Linked DNA regions of Homo sapiens: region 2 is linked to region 1. The links are chromatin loops, found by intact Hi-C in ENCODE. Cell type or tissue: HCT116. All regions are shown on one strand. Each heading gives the region's core, and the rest is flanking DNA. Links, peaks and the distances in the headings are about the cores only. Region 1 overlaps ABCA5 (ATP binding cassette subfamily A member 5). Region 2 overlaps MAP2K6 (mitogen-activated protein kinase kinase 6).

Region 1 (8,345 bases), core at 9-8,008:
GCTGGAAAGTCCTATTATCATGAATTTGGATGAAACGTAATAATAAAACCTAAAAAACATCTTGTTTTAGCGGAAAATACTGGGTTGCAAAAACCTGAAACTTAGATTGGGTTAACTCACAACTTAAAGCTCAAAAATCAAAGTTTGAACATAAAAGAAGGGCCACCTCAACAGTTGCCAGTTTAGTCTTAGAAGGCAGATCCAGGTTCTATGCTTATATCATTATTTAGTTTAGTTGATAGATACCCCTTGATCAGTCCCAATTGTTAACTGAGAAACCTAATTAGCATCCATCTCTTGGTCTCAAATTATCAAAGGGATAAATTTTGATAGTGTGAGATAGCTCTTTTATTGGCAAATGTGTAACTCTGCAAAGGTATATATGTAGACACGGTGAAAAAATTACTTCTGATTAGTGTACTGATACTGTATTTATTTGAGAATCTTGCACACACATCACGTAACAACAGGGATATGTTCTGGGAAATGCATCATTAGGCAATTTTGTCACTGTGCTAAGGCAATAGCCTATTACACATCTAGGCTATATGATACAGCCTGTTGGTCCTAGGCTACAAACCTGGACAGCATGCTACTATACTTAATACTGTAGGCAACTGTAACACAATAGTAAATATTTGTGTACATAGAAAAGGTACAAGAAAAATACAGTATTATATTTTATCATCTTACTATGTGGCCCATTTTTGACCAAAATGTTGTTATGCAACACATTACTATATTTATGCAAGTGTGGCTGCAAGCCTTATAACCAGGAAGTTTTGTGTATTTTGCCTATTTTTACGATGCTTGAAGGCCAGGTACAGTGGTTCACACCTGTAATTCCGACACTTTGGGAGGCCAAGGCAGGAGGATCCCTTAAGCCCAGGAGTTTGAGACCAGCCTGGGCAACATGGCAAAACCCCATCTCTACAAAAAATACGAAAATTAGCTGAGTGCAGTGGTGCATGCCTGTAGTACCAGCTACTCAGGAGGCTGAGGTGGGAGGATCACCTGAGCCTGGGAGCTTGAGGCTGCAGTGAGCCGGGATTGTGCCACTGTACTCCAGCCTAGGCAGCAAAGTGAGACCCTATCTCAAAAACGAAAGAAACACCAAATGATGCTTGAAATTCTTGAGAACTTGATTTTTTAATTTAAAACGGTAATTTAATTTGCAAGAGTTGTTTAGGCACTTGGGAAGAATCTGTTCATTAAGTTTAAAATATTGCCTAAGTGTTTGTATGAATCAATTCATTCAAAAATTCTAAGGAAAGTGATAAATATGTAAGTAGTGTTAAATATCTGAGAGTAACTGAACCTGTTATATGTGATAATGTGTAAGTTAAAGTGATTGCTTTCTATTTACAAAAAAATACATTCAAGACAAAAAGATCTATAAACATACCTAGTTTATGTTTAAAATCTGAATGTAAATTAAAACAAAGTAATTGTCAATGTTCCTTCTGCACTTGAAAACTAGCCTCAGATACTTAAAAAAAATTACTAACAATTTTAGTGCCAGGTTTTTGCATCATTTTTAATATGAGCTACTCATTATTCAATTATCAGCACTAAATAACAAAGAATTCACTTCAGTATACAAAATGACTTGTCTTAAATTTTCAACTCTTAAAGCTTATTATTAATATAATCATATTTATTTTTCTTAAAGAGCAGCATTGAGAATTGCTTACATATATTATAAATAAAAAATAATTAAACTTTTACCTGATAAGAATAGCTGATATAAAAATTATTCATCTGAGAATAAATTCTTTCATTTTAGGAAATAAGCTATTTCAGGAAAGAAAATAAAAAATCAATGTTAGCAAATTAAAAATACATTAAGGATAAACATTTCTATTTCTCAAAAATTAATGCCTATTTACATGTTACACAAAAATACAGTATGGTATTTTAACAAACTCAGGGCACAATTAGAATGAAGTTTTGAGTAACTAACAGAACAACAATAAAAACAATAATAACAACACTTATCCTAAGTAAAATTAATTGTGCTCCTATAAAACGTTGTTAGTACTACTAGCAAAGGATTTGTCATATTATAGTTAGTTATATAAAATAATAGCTAGTTATATAAGTTATATAAGTAATATATTATATATATTTTATGTAAGTTATATAAGTATCTATCTTACAGATCTCCACGATCTTACAGGGCCAAAACTGATAGTCATCCGAGTTCTCTCCAAAGAATCCATTTCTGGAAACATAATCACTTAAAATATTTGTTAAATTACATTACTCTAAAAATGTTTTAATGATTAAAACCAAAATACTGACCTAAGATAATTTGTGCAAATTTAAAAGAAAAAAATTATTTTAAAGAAAACCCACTGTCTTTACTGAAAACAAACTAGAAAAAAAAATTAAGAGCCCACAAAAGTAAGATGTAAAGTACACTCATCATGTTTTTTCTTGCCTTATTAGTCAGTAAACACTCACTCAGTAAAGCTCAGCTTTTACTTTCCTTTGAAAATTTGACCATGAATGGGAAATATAAGGTTGGTGATGTTGCTTTTGCCTAATATGTATATTTATTTATTTATCTGTACTGACATAGAAAAAAGTTTTGAGATCAGTAATTTAAGACATTTTAAAATTAGTATGTTCATAAACATGAACTGTACACTGTAAATAAATATATTTCACTTTTTGCCTCCTTTGCTTTCCAGCTCACTTACCCTTGTTTTCCTAAGAATTAAGTTATATTTCTCCTGAGTCAGATTTTGTTACTGTGAAAAAGGGAACATAATTTAATTTAACAACCAAAATATATTCTGAGTATATAAAAACTAAAAAAAAATTTGAATGTCTTTTAAAATTGTTTACAAGAGCATGTATTCATATACATTAAAAGCAAAGTAACTAAATGAACAAAATAAATAACATGATTGTGACTACTCAACTTTCACTTTGCAGGAAAAAAAATTTACTTTGCACCAATTACACATTCACAAATGTAAAGTGAAAGTTACCAAATCTACGTGCAAAAGCAGGTAATTTTCTTCATTAGTCATGCTCTATCTTCAGATGACATAACTTTCTTAGGATGGTCAGGTTCTAAAAAAAACTATGCTTTTTCGTGACTGCCTTAGTAAACTATAGATATAATTTTGTTGCTTTTACTAAACTTAAGTATTCAAGGTTACACATAATTACAAAAGCACATCCCAAAAAAGAGGTCCCTGGGTATTTATGTGAACATTATATATACTTTAGGAAAGTGTATAGCAACTGCCCCCAGCAATGGGGGAAAATATCAGCCACGTACTTTGTACCGAGAAAGAACACTTTTAAATCCACTGCTAGAGCCTAAAATCACAGATGTCTTATTACACAATAAAGCTAAAAGTTCATTAAATTTTGCCTACATTAAAGAATGAATAATGCCACTGAAAGGTTTTGCTTATTTAAAGTAATTCAGTACCAAATCCTTCTGTCATTGCTGTTGTTGTTGTCTAATACAATAATCACACTCTCAATATATTTGTTTTATGAAGTTAATACTTTCATTTGGTTGAAATGTAATGTCAACTAGCATTATTTACACTATTTTATACCTTGAGCCAATACATGGGTTGTACAAGGAAGTATTTCTAAGAAAATATTAGCCATGCCTTTAACTCTATCAAAAATGAAATTCTGGTTCTTATTAAAAAGAAATAGGCGCACTGCACTTACAATTCTTAATTTAACCCTTGAAAGAGTTTATTCATATCCTACCATGTTCCAAAGTCAATGAGGTAAGTTACTAAATAAATCTACACACTGATCTACTTACAATTTTATAGAAGAGATTCACTAAAGTTTACCAATAAAAACAAATACCCAATAAAATATTTTATTCAAGAACAAAATTAAATGTGCCCTTTGCAAGGAAGATGACAAAAAATTTATATGTTCCAAGAGTGATGAAGGAAAAGGTATGGCTTAATTCTACCACCTCCATAGATAACTGTCATTCTAGCCACAGAGTCAAAGAATCAGACTATTACGTAAGATTCTACACACAGTCTTCCTTTAATTATAATAACTAAAACCTTCTGAATTTTACTTTAAATTAAAGAAATGTAATTTCACATACCTAATTACCTAAGCCTAAAATCATGTACTAGAACAAGGGCTCATTTCACTTATTATGATCAATGACTGCCACCTAGTGGATATAACTTTCCTCAAATCTCTATATTGAGATTTCCTAGTGCTTACACTTCAGCTTTTACGGATGACAACTTCCATTCAAAGTGGCTTTTTTAGAAATTAAAAAGGAGAAGCAAGAAACTTTCACATTGCTTTATGTATCTTTTCTATGCATTAGTTATGAATTAGTTTTTTATTTAGATTGGAACATTACGTACTTATTTAAGAAGATGGCATAAACTTAAAGATAACTTAAAAATAAAACTATTCTATTACAATTCCTTTAAATCACAAATTCAGAAGCACTGTTTCTGAATGGTGAAAAAGATGACATACAAACTATATAGTTCAATATACTTCAATACAAACATGCAGCTTCACTTAATTATACATACGTTTTATTTAAAGAAAAGCAAAACACACAACCACAGCATTTCAATTAAGGAGCTTAGAAAAATTTCAAGTGCGTTCTTGGTTCTCCAGTTACCATTCCAATAAAAAACTTTTTAAACCAAAGTTAAAATTAAGTGAAAAAGAAAGAAGTCCCAGTAAGCAGACCGAACAATACAAATTCAAAATACTACTCTATCTTCTTGTGTTCGTTCCCACCAAAGTGTGCTGTTTAAAGTTCCACAACTATTATCTTCCTCCTCTTGTTCTTTAGTGAGTTCTACAAAAACCTAGGTGAAAAGAAATAAATGAATACAGTATGCTGTATCTCAAGTACCTCAAAGAACTTTTAACTAAATCAGAAATGGTACAAGGCTATATCTAGTTATATCAACAAGTATCAAGAGATTTATTAACATTAACATTATTCAAACAGATTATTTTCAAAAGTTACATGCAAAGATGAATACTATTTTAGATTAATAGATATGTTTTTTAAAAAATAATTCATAACTACTTAAACAATGTAATTTCAAATACACTAATGTGAAACACCACCATCATGACTCACTTTCTTTACAAAATGAAAAAAACAGATATTCAAAATCAGCAAATGAAAGTTAGCTTGATTTAAGCATTCCATATTGCACACATGTATCAAAACATCACTGTACCCAATAAACAGTGTGATTTGTCAATTTAAAATAATATCAATTTAAAAAATAAAATTTAAAAAATTAGTAAGTGAAGAACCTAAGGTTGATTAAAATTATACCAAGTTTAAGATCATTCTGTACCAATTTGTCACTGGTTTACGATATCTCTCCCTCTCTAATATAAACCAAAACAATCGATATCAGATACTTTCTTCTATAAAATAATTTTTAAAAATTTAACTTTATAGTACCTGTTCCAATGTTGCTTGAGAAAAGCTATATTCTTCAATGGCAAAAGCATGTTTAGCTATTAAAATATAAAAATAGTATTTTACTTATCAATATCTGAAAAAAATGGCAATACCTACCAAAGTGGCTAACAATGTTTTAAAATATCTCTGTAATCAACCCACTTAAATTTGAAGCTGCCAAAACATGTTATTTTTCCCGCTTACTTCCTTTCTCTTCCCCACACCTATAATTCCTCTATAGCCCTAAGTACTGTATGTTGAATGTTACTTGTCTTATTTCACTTTTTCTAAGTTCTCCTCCATTATCTTTTTCCTGGTGATTCTTTTCATGTCTTCTTTTGATCCCTGCTCTCTTATCTCCCATTCTCCAACTCCACTGTAGCCTATTCTGGCTTCTTGAACTAGATTCTGGATATTGGTCCTATCTCCATAAACCTTTTGTTTTGTTTTGTTTTGTTTTTAAGACAAGGTCTTGCTCTGTTGCCCAGGCTGGTATACAGTGGCCTGGGCAACACAGCAAGTATACAATCATGGTTCACTGCAGCCTCGACCTCCCAGGCTCAAACAATCTTCCCACCTCAGCCTCCTGAGTTAGCTGGGACTACAGGCACATGCCACTATACCCGGGTAATTTTAAAAAATATTTTGTAAAAACAGAGTCTCACTATGTTGCTCAGGCTGGTCTTGAACCATGGGCTTAAGGGATCCTCCCGCCTCAGCCTCCCAAAGTGCTGAGATTATAGGTGTGAACCACCATGCCGGCCAATAAACATGAATAAACAATGAACATCATGCAGGCCATATATTACAGACCAAAAAATAATTAATTAGTGTTCTTGGCAAAAGTAAACCCATTAATCCATAGCTGCAACAAGAATATATACAGTATCAGGAAATCTTTTTGTATTCAGTAATCACATAAAGAACAATCATAAAAATCCTGTAGTTATTTTGAAAATTATTAATAATAAACCTTATACATAAATATAGGTTGTTTCACAGTTTATAAATGCCATAAAATAATCTGCATATGAATACCTGATTCTTCCAGGAGGTGATCTCCCTCAACTGTCACCAGCATATATATATTTATCCTACATACCACTTATTTTTTAAATGCCAAGATTCTATAAGCTTCCTTAAAATTTTGGGGACTGCCCACCCCTCGCTACACTCAGAATTCTCTTTGCCACTGGAGTCTTGATAGTGTTGCTACTTCTATGGACCAGTATGAAGTAAGGATTCAAGAAACTCAGAGCTCTTGCTGCTGGACTAACTGCAAAGACTCGATAATTAAGCTGACCCTTCTCATAGATGCAATGTGATAAACTGTGTCAATGCTCTCTAAAAATTGTAAAAGGTTTACATTACAATAGAGTTTATCTACAAAATCCCTATGACATTAGTGTTTACCTGTGTCTTAGATTAAATGAATAAAAGGTTATCTTCTTATCTGCCATAGTTTCTAAAATAAACCGAGTCCCCAGTTTTAAACTTTTTAAATAAAATTCTTTCATAATTTGAGAGCTACAACATAAGTGCTTTTCAACTACTTACCTTCTTCCAGCTTAAAAAAAGATTGTGAAAGGGACTGAACATCTTCCTTAGGAATTTTATAAGCCAAAATAGAAGATACTACTTACCTTCTTCCAGCTTAAAAAAAGATTGTGAAAGGGACTGAACATCTTCCTTAGGAATTTTATAAGCCAAAATAGAAGAAAAACTGGAAAAAAAGATAAAATATGGAAAAAAATTAAAAATTACTACTATTATGTTCTAAAGCTAAAGTTCAACATGTTTAAAATTCAAAATTAAATTCAATAACTTATTTTGGTATTTAGTTGGATGAAAATTGTTTAAAATAATAACATTTTCATGCAAAACAACTCTCATTACTACTAAGAATGTTAAAAAAATTTAAATACTACTGAATATTGAAAAATCTAATACTAAGGCAGATATAAAACACCAGCCATCAGACTTCATTAGTCCAGTATTGGTGATAATACAGAGAGAGATATATAAATTATCTATCTACAGATACATATATTTCATATATATGAAAAAATATACATATATATTCACACACAGAGATATATATATATATGGTCTATGAATGAAAAGATGATTTTTCACTTAATCCTTAATATAATAACTTTTTATAACCTTTGCTCTATAAAGAAATATAACCACATTCTTTAAAATTTTACCTTTCCTGACGGCTTGCATTTGGGAAAATATACTGAATTTCTCTTTGAAGGCGGTCTACTTCTAGGTTTTCTATCCAGTCCTTCAATTTAATTTCCAAAAAGTAGCCTTTTCCAAATTTACTCTTTAGATGTTGTACTGTTCCGATACATCTGAAGTAATTTTTTAAAAGAAAGCTCAGATATAAAATGACAGCTTCAAAGAATAATCTCTCACACATATAACTACATTTTAAAAAAATATACCTTTATATTTAGAGAAAAATTACAAAGAAAATACAGCATCCCCATACACTCTTTATCCGGTTTCAGTTTCCCTAATCTTATCATCTTATATTACCATGGTAAATTCCTCACAACTGAGACACCGACATTGGTACATTCCTTGTCACTGAACTCCATACTTTATTTAGATTTCACCAATTTTCTATTAGTGTCCTTTGTTTATTCCAGGTTCTATCCAGGATACCGTAGTGTTCTTGGCTGTCACGTCACCTTAGTCTCTAACTGTGGGTGACAGTTTCTTACTCTTTCTGTCTTTTTCATGATTTTGACAGTTTTGAGAAGTACTGGTCAGGTGTGTGTTAGAAGGTCCCTCAATTTGGGTTAGTCTGATATTTTTCTCATGACTACACTTGGGTTATGGGTTTTGGAGAGAATATTACACAGCTGTAGTA
Region 2 (8,302 bases), core at 303-8,302, 280 kb after region 1:
AAGTTCATCTCTTTCACCTGGAGTCCGTCTCTACCCCCAGTCCCCCATGGGTGGAAGTAGAATTGACTCAGGCAAGAGAACTAAGGGGCTTTCCTTTGAGATTGGATAGCAAACCATATAAGTAGTATTCCTTATCATGGCTGAGGACATAAGAAGAAGACGTGATCTTTGTCTTACATCCAAATTGAATATAAACACTTGTTAGCAAGCAGAGCTATGAGATCATATCATTGAGAATTTTAGAGAATATGATAAAAATTGATCTTGTATTGGCCATCACATGAGAGCTTGTTGGAAAAGAATCATGGGTCTCAAGATCAAATGAATTGGAATTTGCATTTTAACAAGATTTCCGGGTGATTCTTGTGCACATGAAAGTGTGAAAAACTCTGGTATAAAGTAGAGCCCTTTCAGACAACAGGAGGCAGGATATAATGATTTATCTCTTCCTCTTTCCTTTTCTTCCTTCTTATTGGCCTGTTATCTCTTCAACCAGCCATTCATCCATCCATCCATTCATTCATTTTCTATCCCCCCATTCATCCATTTATTCATCTTTTAAAATCACTTTTAAAATGTAATAGATCCCCTGAGAGGTATCTGAGAAGAAAATATATTCTGATTAAATTATGCATCAGGATTCTTATAGGGAAGTAAGATAAATGTACAAAAAAAAAAAAAAAAAAAAAAAAAAACCACCTTAGAAATATGAAAGTACCAAGCTGGGTGCCGTGGTTCATGCCTACAATCCCAGCACTTTGGGAGGCCGAGGAGGGCGGATCACCTAAGGTCAGGAATTTGAGACCAGCCTGCCCAACATGGTGAAACCCCGTGTCTACTGAAAATACAAAAATTAGTTAGGTGTGGTGGTGGGTGTCTGTAATCCCAGCTACTTGGGAGGCTGAGGCAGGTGATTGTAGTGATTGTGGTGATTGTAGTCAGGGAAACTTCTGGGAAGAGATAACCAGAACCCTGTCTTTGGGAAGAATAATGGAATGTATTGGTAAGTAAGAGGGCCTTGTGGTTTGGATAATTCTTAAACTCTCTGAGCCTGGAAATAATGTAAAATGCCTTCCACAGTGTGCCTATTATTGTTAGTTGTTATTATTAAAAATTGGAAAAATAGGATGAAGGAAGATGAGAAGAAAATAGGAAGGAATACAGATAGGAAAAAGACTGTAGATTATTCACAACTTTGAAATTAACATTAAGGGTTATTTCACCATTATGAAATATGTAATTCATATTAGAGAAAATATGTAAGGTATAAAAATAATAAAATGAAATTTGTGTATCTTCTAGCTTAAAGGGAAAATTATAAAGGATAATTTTTAAAGCTTTTGTAATAATCTTTTACTTCCAATTTTATGGGTGTTATGAAAAGTATCACAAAGGGAAAAATTAGCTGTAATTTCAAATGTTATTATCCAGAGATAATCGTAGTTCCATTTTTTGGGCATATGGGCGGGTGGGTTAAATTTTTCTAGTCAAAAGGATTCGTTTAAAATCTGGTCTGTAATACTGCTTCTTCAGTAACCTGCCCTGTGGTCTGGAATACCTGGGTTTATGATCCTTTACACTATGTGACCTCTGACACATCGCTAGCAGAGGTTTCAATCAAAATCTGTTGCTTTGGGCCAGGCTTGGTGGCTCACACCTGTAATCACAGCCCTTTGGGAGGTGGGGTGGGAGGACTGCTTGAGGCCAGGAGTTTGAGACCAGCCTGGTCAACAAAGAGACATCCTGTCTGTCAAAAAAAAAAAAAAAAAAAAGTTAGCTGGGCATGGTGGTTCCCACCTGTAGTCCAAGCTACTCAGGAGACTGAGGCGGGAGGATGATTTGAGCCCAGGAGTTTGAGGCTGCAGTGAGCTATGATCACACCACTGCACACCGGTTGAGTGACAGAGTAAGACCTTATCTTGAAGAAAAAACCAAACCAAACAAAAACAAAGGTTGCTTTGGTCATATTTGGTGTATCATTGTGTCACAGTCTGCCTTTTTGTTCTTTGTTTTATTACTCCTACGTTAAATATCAATAGATCATTTTGAATTGGACATTTGATTCAGTAATAATTTTTTAGGCTCTTACTACAAGTATGAGGGTAATGAAGATCATAAAATCAGTGGAGAAAACAGTTCTTTGTATGGAGAAATTCACAATTCTACAAGGCATGAACAAAACATGAAATAGAAAATCAAGTTGAAAGCAATAAGCTGTTGTTAACTGTGGGTCAGGGATGGCAGTTACTTCTGTGTTGGGCAGCTTGGGGAAAGGAAGATGAAGGACAAATGGAGATTTTAGGCCCTCTGGTGGCAGAGAAATGAACCTTGAAAGCAGGCTGAAATGATGGCATCCTGGTTGTTTTCGCTTTCAGACGTCAAGCCTTCTAATGTACTCATCAATGCTCTCGGTCAAGTGAAGATGTGCGATTTTGGAATCAGTGGCTACTTGGTGGACTCTGTTGCTAAAACAATTGATGCAGGTTGCAAACCATACATGGCCGTAAGTACATTAGCTAGGGTGGCATCTGGTAATGTCACTGCCGACAAATCATGCTGGGAAACAAGAAATGGATGGCCACAGAGGGAAAATGGAAATGTACCTAAGACTCCAGAAGTAGTCTGCCTCTTAGTATTTCTTCAAAATTTTATGTCTGAAATCTTTACTCACTTGCTTCGTATATTGTCTTAGTTTGTTCAGGCTGCTATGGCAAAGTAATGTAAGCCAGGCAGCATATAAACAACAGAAATTTATCTCTCACAGTTTTGGAGGCTAGGAAATCCAAGATGAAGGCACCAGAAGATTTGGTGTCCAATGAGGGCTCACGTTTCTCAGGATCATACATAGCACCTTCCTGCTTAGTCCTCGCACGGTGAAAGGGGCGAGGGATCTCTCTAGGGCTTTTTTAATAAGGGCCCCAATCCTATTCATTAGTATTCCACTTTCATGATTCAATCACCCCCCAAAGGCCCTGCCTTCTGATGCCACCACATGTGCGATTAGGTTTTAACCTGTGGATTTTGGTGGGGCACAGACATAGTTATATATATATTACTTTAAAAAAATCAAGTGAAAGAGATACGTTATTTGAAAAAATATATACACAATACATATAGCCTGCACAGTTTTCCACACTGTATTGCAGGGGAGTATTACCTTGTTTGTTGAGGACAAAATAGTAAATAGAGCTTAAATTACCCAAACAAGGCAGTTAGATTAGTTATGAGAGGACCTCACAGCTGTGAAGATTCACCGTCATTAGCAGAGACCTTGCAATCCCCTTTAACTGGAGGAACGGCCACTAGATTCTACCTGGAAATGGACTTGTGCTTTGAATTGAAAAGCTTCCTGTCTGTGTTTAGCTAAAAATTGCTCAGGTCTATTAGCATGGGACAGTAGCCCAGTGACACTTGTTTTATTGAGTTCTGGACTGTTCATGTTTTAAACAAGGATAATTCTAGATGGGCAAAGTAGCTTTATAATGTATACCCTGTTTCTTCTTAAGGCAAATTTTAAATTTGTTATGAAAGGAACTTGATCCATTACTGTGTCCAAGAAAAGACAAACACAGAAGAAGGGAAACCCCACGGAGGCATTGATATTTGTTGTAGTTAACCGGGTCTTCTTGGCCTTGGTGGCATGTTAACAGCTTATAACAACTCACTTGGCAGCTGGTGCTACCCCCATCCCCAGAGACTATTGAGCTAAGAACGTTATCTCAATTGTCTTCCCAGTTTCTCAGTTGTCTGTCTTCTTTCCAGCCTGAAAGAATAAACCCAGAGCTCAACCAGAAGGGATACAGTGTGAAGTCTGACATTTGGAGTCTGGGCATCACGATGGTAGTGTATGCCAATCATCATGAACTATGAGGTTGTGGGTAATGAAACTAGAATGAGGTGGACGTTGGGTTCAAGAAACAAATGCCCTAAATGCTGGTTTGGGGCGCCCTCTCCTGCTGAGCTGGTAGGAGATTTTGAGTAATAATTGTTTGTATTGTGGTACAATAAAAACACTGATATGGGATTGGGGAAACCAATCTTTCTCTTGATTCCACCTCTGACGAGCTGTATGCCTTTTTGAGTAATTGTTACAGTCACATGGACTATCTTCCTATCCTCCTCTGTAAAACGAGAGGATCTGACCAGATTCCTTATAGTTTAAAATTAAATTATTCGAGCCAAGGCAAGAAGCTTAAGCTGTGCAAAGAATGCTAATGTGCGTGAACCCTGATAGGGCCGTGTTATCCAGGACATAGACTATGCTTCCCAGGATATTTTTATTGGAGAAGTAGAAGTCAAAGTCTGATCAGGTCAGTGTATTAGTTCGTTTTCACACTGCTGATAAAAGCATCCCCAAGACTGAGTAATTTAAAAGAAAAAGAGGTTTAATGGACTCACAGTTCCATGCAGCTGGGGAGGCCTCACGATCATGGCGGAAGGTGAAAGGCACATCTTATATGGCGGCAGACAAGAGAGAATGAGATGAGACAGCCAAGTGAAAAGGGAGATGCTTCATAAAACCATCAGATCTCGTGAGACTTTTTCACTACCATGAGAACCATAGAACAGTATGGGGGAACCACCCCCATGATTCAATTGTTTCCCACTGGGTCCCTCCCACAACATGTAGGAATTATGGGAGCTACAATTCAAGATGAGATTTGGGTGGGGACACAGCCCAACCGTATCAGTCAGGTATATCCTCAATACATGATAACCAATAGGATGATTTCCTTAGACACAGCCCTAAAGTTATATGATTTATTCATAACTTATTCATAACTTTGGTGATTGTAAATTTCATAACTTTGGTGGTCATACATTTTCAGTGGATCACCAAGGTCTGGAATTATCCACTGTGGTCCTGGCTCCTCCCCAGGCACAGCAGCTGAATAAATCCCATGAGTTATTTCTCCTGCCTGCCCAGAAAGCACATGATCCTGTAATGCAAAGTGGCCTTTTCTCAAGTCCAAAAAAAGATCTGTCATTTGGTTCTAGGTTGCTTTTTCTCCCTGTCATTTCACCAAGGGACCTGAAGGTGGCAGTAGATGCTCGGCTCTGGAAAGATCTTAGGCTGGGAATTACTTGTCAGACCAAACGTTTGAAATCCTCGTAGCTTTACATCCTGAAGTTTAATACGGTTGGCTTACAATTTTTATGAAGTGCCACAGTGGGTTTTAGTGAGGGTCCCCATTTTAGATAGGCTTAAGTGGCTGTGTCTAGTAAGTAATATTTAAAAATCCCTAGCACTAGGAATTTGGGGAAAATTGCTAGAGAACAAATTATTAGTTTATTTCCTGCCCCCCTACCCCTGGACTTATACTTGAACTTTGCCTTGTGTTTCCTGCTGTCTATCCACAAATGAAACGTGGGTGATTCCCTAAAGCAGCCCTGTTGAAACTGTTGTCTCCTTTTTTCTTCTTTTCTCCAGATTGAGTTGGCCATCCTTCGATTTCCCTATGATTCATGGGGAACTCCATTTCAGCAGCTCAAACAGGTGGTAGAGGAGCCATCGCCACAACTCCCAGCAGACAAGTTCTCTGCAGAGTTTGTTGACTTTACCTCACAGTGGTAAGACAGCCTCACCTCCCAAGTGTCAGTGTGAAAGAAGAAGATGAGTTCTCATGAATTTCTTCCATCGGGGTTGAATCCATCATGCATACATTCATTCCGAAAGCATTTGTGGAGTATGCCCTCTCTGCTGGAGAAGCAAAGATGACCGTATCACACTCCCTGCCCTCACTGAGCCCAAAGTCAAGTAGAGAAGTCTCATAAATGAATAATTATAGTATAATGTGGCAAGTCCAGTGATAGAGATAGGGGCATAGGCGATTTAAGGAACTCAGAGGGAAGACCTCAGGATAGGCTTTTCTGGAGGAGATAAATCTGGAGCTGCGATCACGAGAGGAATTTTCCAGACAAAAGGGAAATAGGAAAGGAAACATATTCCAAACAGAAGGAACATCATTCACAATGTCACGAAAGCAAGAAACTCCTTTATGTGAGCTTTAAGCAATTTGATGTTGATTAAAGCATAAAGAGAAAGCTGATAGGACCCACTAGAGGCCTGGGGATAGGAAGTAGAGGCAAAGAATTACTTTCGGTGAGAAGATAGTGGGTAGTTTGAGAGTGTTTCTTAGGTCCCCAGAAGTCTTGTAGAACCTTGGTTGCTACTGAATACTTGCTAACTGTGGAGAAACTTGCCCACCATAAGAGACAATGCTGAAGTTCTGGGAAGGGAATCCAAAGGAAGTTGGGGTGGAAAGTGGGAGGGAGCCATACTCATGAGGTGAACTATATTTTCATGAAAACTGCCAGGGCAGTCAAGAAAAGCAAGAGGGGAAAGTATTCTCTAGACAATCCAGTAATTTCTATCTGCATAGAGGTCATGATGCCTAGCATGGCTTGATAGTAATGATCATGGCAAGTGATGCTGGAAGCAGGATGCCAGAAGTGAAGCACACCCCTGAGCCAGGTTAGCGTATTTGGCCATCCGGGAGAAGTAGATGAGAATTAGGAGGAAGGGGGCTCGGAGATGGTGGCAGGCCCAGCTGTGACCCTGGGAGGGGAGCCGTTCTGAGTACTCACTGCTGGGGAAGGGCCTGGAGCTCTGAAGGCTGTTTGAGGTACTGAGGAAGCTGAAGGAACATCTTCCCCGTGGCTTCATTCCTCAGCCTCCATGGTTTTTAGAAGTGCTGTGAGGCAGGGCACCCGCGCCTGTAATCCCAGTACTTTGGGAGGCCAAGGCGAGTGGATCACCTGAGGTCAGGAGTTCAAGACCAGCCTGGCCAAAATGGTGAAAACCTGACTCTACTAAAAATACAAAAAATTAACTGGGCATGGTGGTGGACAGCTGTAATCTCGGGAGGCTGAGGCAGGAGAACCGCTTGAACCTGGGAAGTGGAGGCTGCAGTGAGCCGAGATCACGCCATTGCACTCCAGCCTGAGCAACAAGAATAAAACTTCGTCTCAAAAAAAAAAAAAAAAAGCTGTGAATACAGCATTCATCAGGAAACATGGAAGAAACATAAAACAAAGCAACTGTCTGTTGCTTGTGAACCTAAGAGCTCTTCGACTCTTTGTTAGCCCTAGGCCCCTTCTCATTTCTGGTACTTTTCCCTGATGATGTATGAGGCTGGTCTGCAGTTGTTTGTTTTTGTTTTTGGCTGGATGACTAGAGAGGGGCTGGAGCCTCGAGCACTAGTGTAATAGTTGTTGGATGCCTCTTAAAAGATATATCTTCTAGGCTGCTTCCTGTCTGTTTTCCTTGAGGGAGTGTGCTGGATGTGGTAGTACCTCTGCCAGGTTGACCTGGGTTCATGATTTTGCCTTCTGGATTCAAAGACTTGTTTTTTGTGGATGGTTGGTTGGTTGGTTATTTATTTATTTATTGCCTTATCCTCAGATGTTTAAGGTCACATCAAAAAAAGGGATGAGGGGCCGGGCGTGGTGGCTCACGCCTGTAATTCCAGCACTTTGGGAGGCCAAGGTGGGCGGATCACTTGAGGTCAGGAGTTCGAGACCAGCCTGACCAACATGGTGAAAACCCATCTCTGCTAAAAATACAAAAATTAGCCAAGTGTGGTAGCACACACCTGTAGTCCCAGCTACTCGGGAGATTGATGCAGGAGAATTGCTTGAACCTAGAAGGCAGAGGTTGCAGTGAGCTGAGATTGCACCACTGCACTCCAGCCTGGGTGATAAGAGAGAGACGCCATCTCAAAAAAAAAAAAAAAAAAAAAAAAAAAAAGATGAGGCATCTTGGGTAGTACAGAACAGTAGTTCTCAAGAGGGGTGGTAATGGGGAATGATCTTATCTAGCTAAGTCTCTTCAAATTATTCTCCCTATTACCTTTCTCCCACCTATCCCCTTTTCCCAAGATTCTGGGTGCTTTAGGAAATTTTGGTAAGAACGAGGCTGGTGTGAAAAGTTTGAGAAAGCTGAGTCTACCATTGTGAATCACCAGTTTAATCCAATGATTCTCAACTGTGGCTGCTCATTTATAAAACTCTAGTGAGCTTTCAAAATCACTGCCCCCTAGGCCTCATCCTCATAGACTCTGATTTAACTGATCTGGGGAGGGGCCAAGATACTAATATATTTTTAAATGTTCTCAAGTCATTTTTATGTACAGCTGCGGTGATAACCCCAGGTTTAGACATATGATCTATGGACCTGCCATCAACTAGTTTCTGTTTAGAAGGTTTATTTTCTTCAATTTGTTTAAAAAAAATCATCCAATTGCTTGAATTTTCTTTCACCAGTGTATTTTTTCTCTTACTGGAATTTTCTCCGAAGAAT

What was found. Hi-C counts contacts between places; a loop is a spot of excess contacts. Peaks named below come from ENCODE experiments on the same cell type or tissue, not always from the same donor. Only the 100,000 strongest peaks of a DNase experiment are listed, where the experiment ranks them.
Region 2: a loop joins it to region 1, with 4 times the contacts of the local background. A loop is called at or near these places in 14 of 110 quality-filtered maps.

The regions. Positions count from the first base shown.
Region 1 is chr17:69,242,801-69,251,145 of GRCh38, forward strand. It overlaps ABCA5 (ATP binding cassette subfamily A member 5), which reads right to left. Exons shown (of 39, transcript NM_172232.4): 36 at 7,672-7,821; 37 at 7,105-7,184; 38 at 5,462-5,517; 39 at 1,511-4,844. The coding sequence ends at 4,737. It also overlaps a transcript of ABCA10 not described here. Among named protein-coding and RNA genes, the nearest start is that of PRO1804, 12 kb to the left of the region's middle. In HCT116, for the core only: a CTCF peak has its summit at 4,216 (motif pointing left); a DNase peak (open chromatin) is centred at 4,181.
Region 2 is chr17:69,521,139-69,529,440 of GRCh38, forward strand. MAP2K6 (mitogen-activated protein kinase kinase 6) reads left to right here. Exons shown (of 12, transcript NM_002758.4): 8 at 2,376-2,503; 9 at 3,763-3,840; 10 at 5,432-5,571. Among named protein-coding and RNA genes, the nearest start is that of MAP2K6-AS1, 40 kb to the left of the region's middle. In HCT116, for the core only: CTCF peaks have their summits at 2,311 (motif pointing left), 3,953 (motif pointing left), 5,033 (motif pointing right), 5,731 and 1 weaker place; DNase peaks (open chromatin) are centred at 2,303 and 5,053.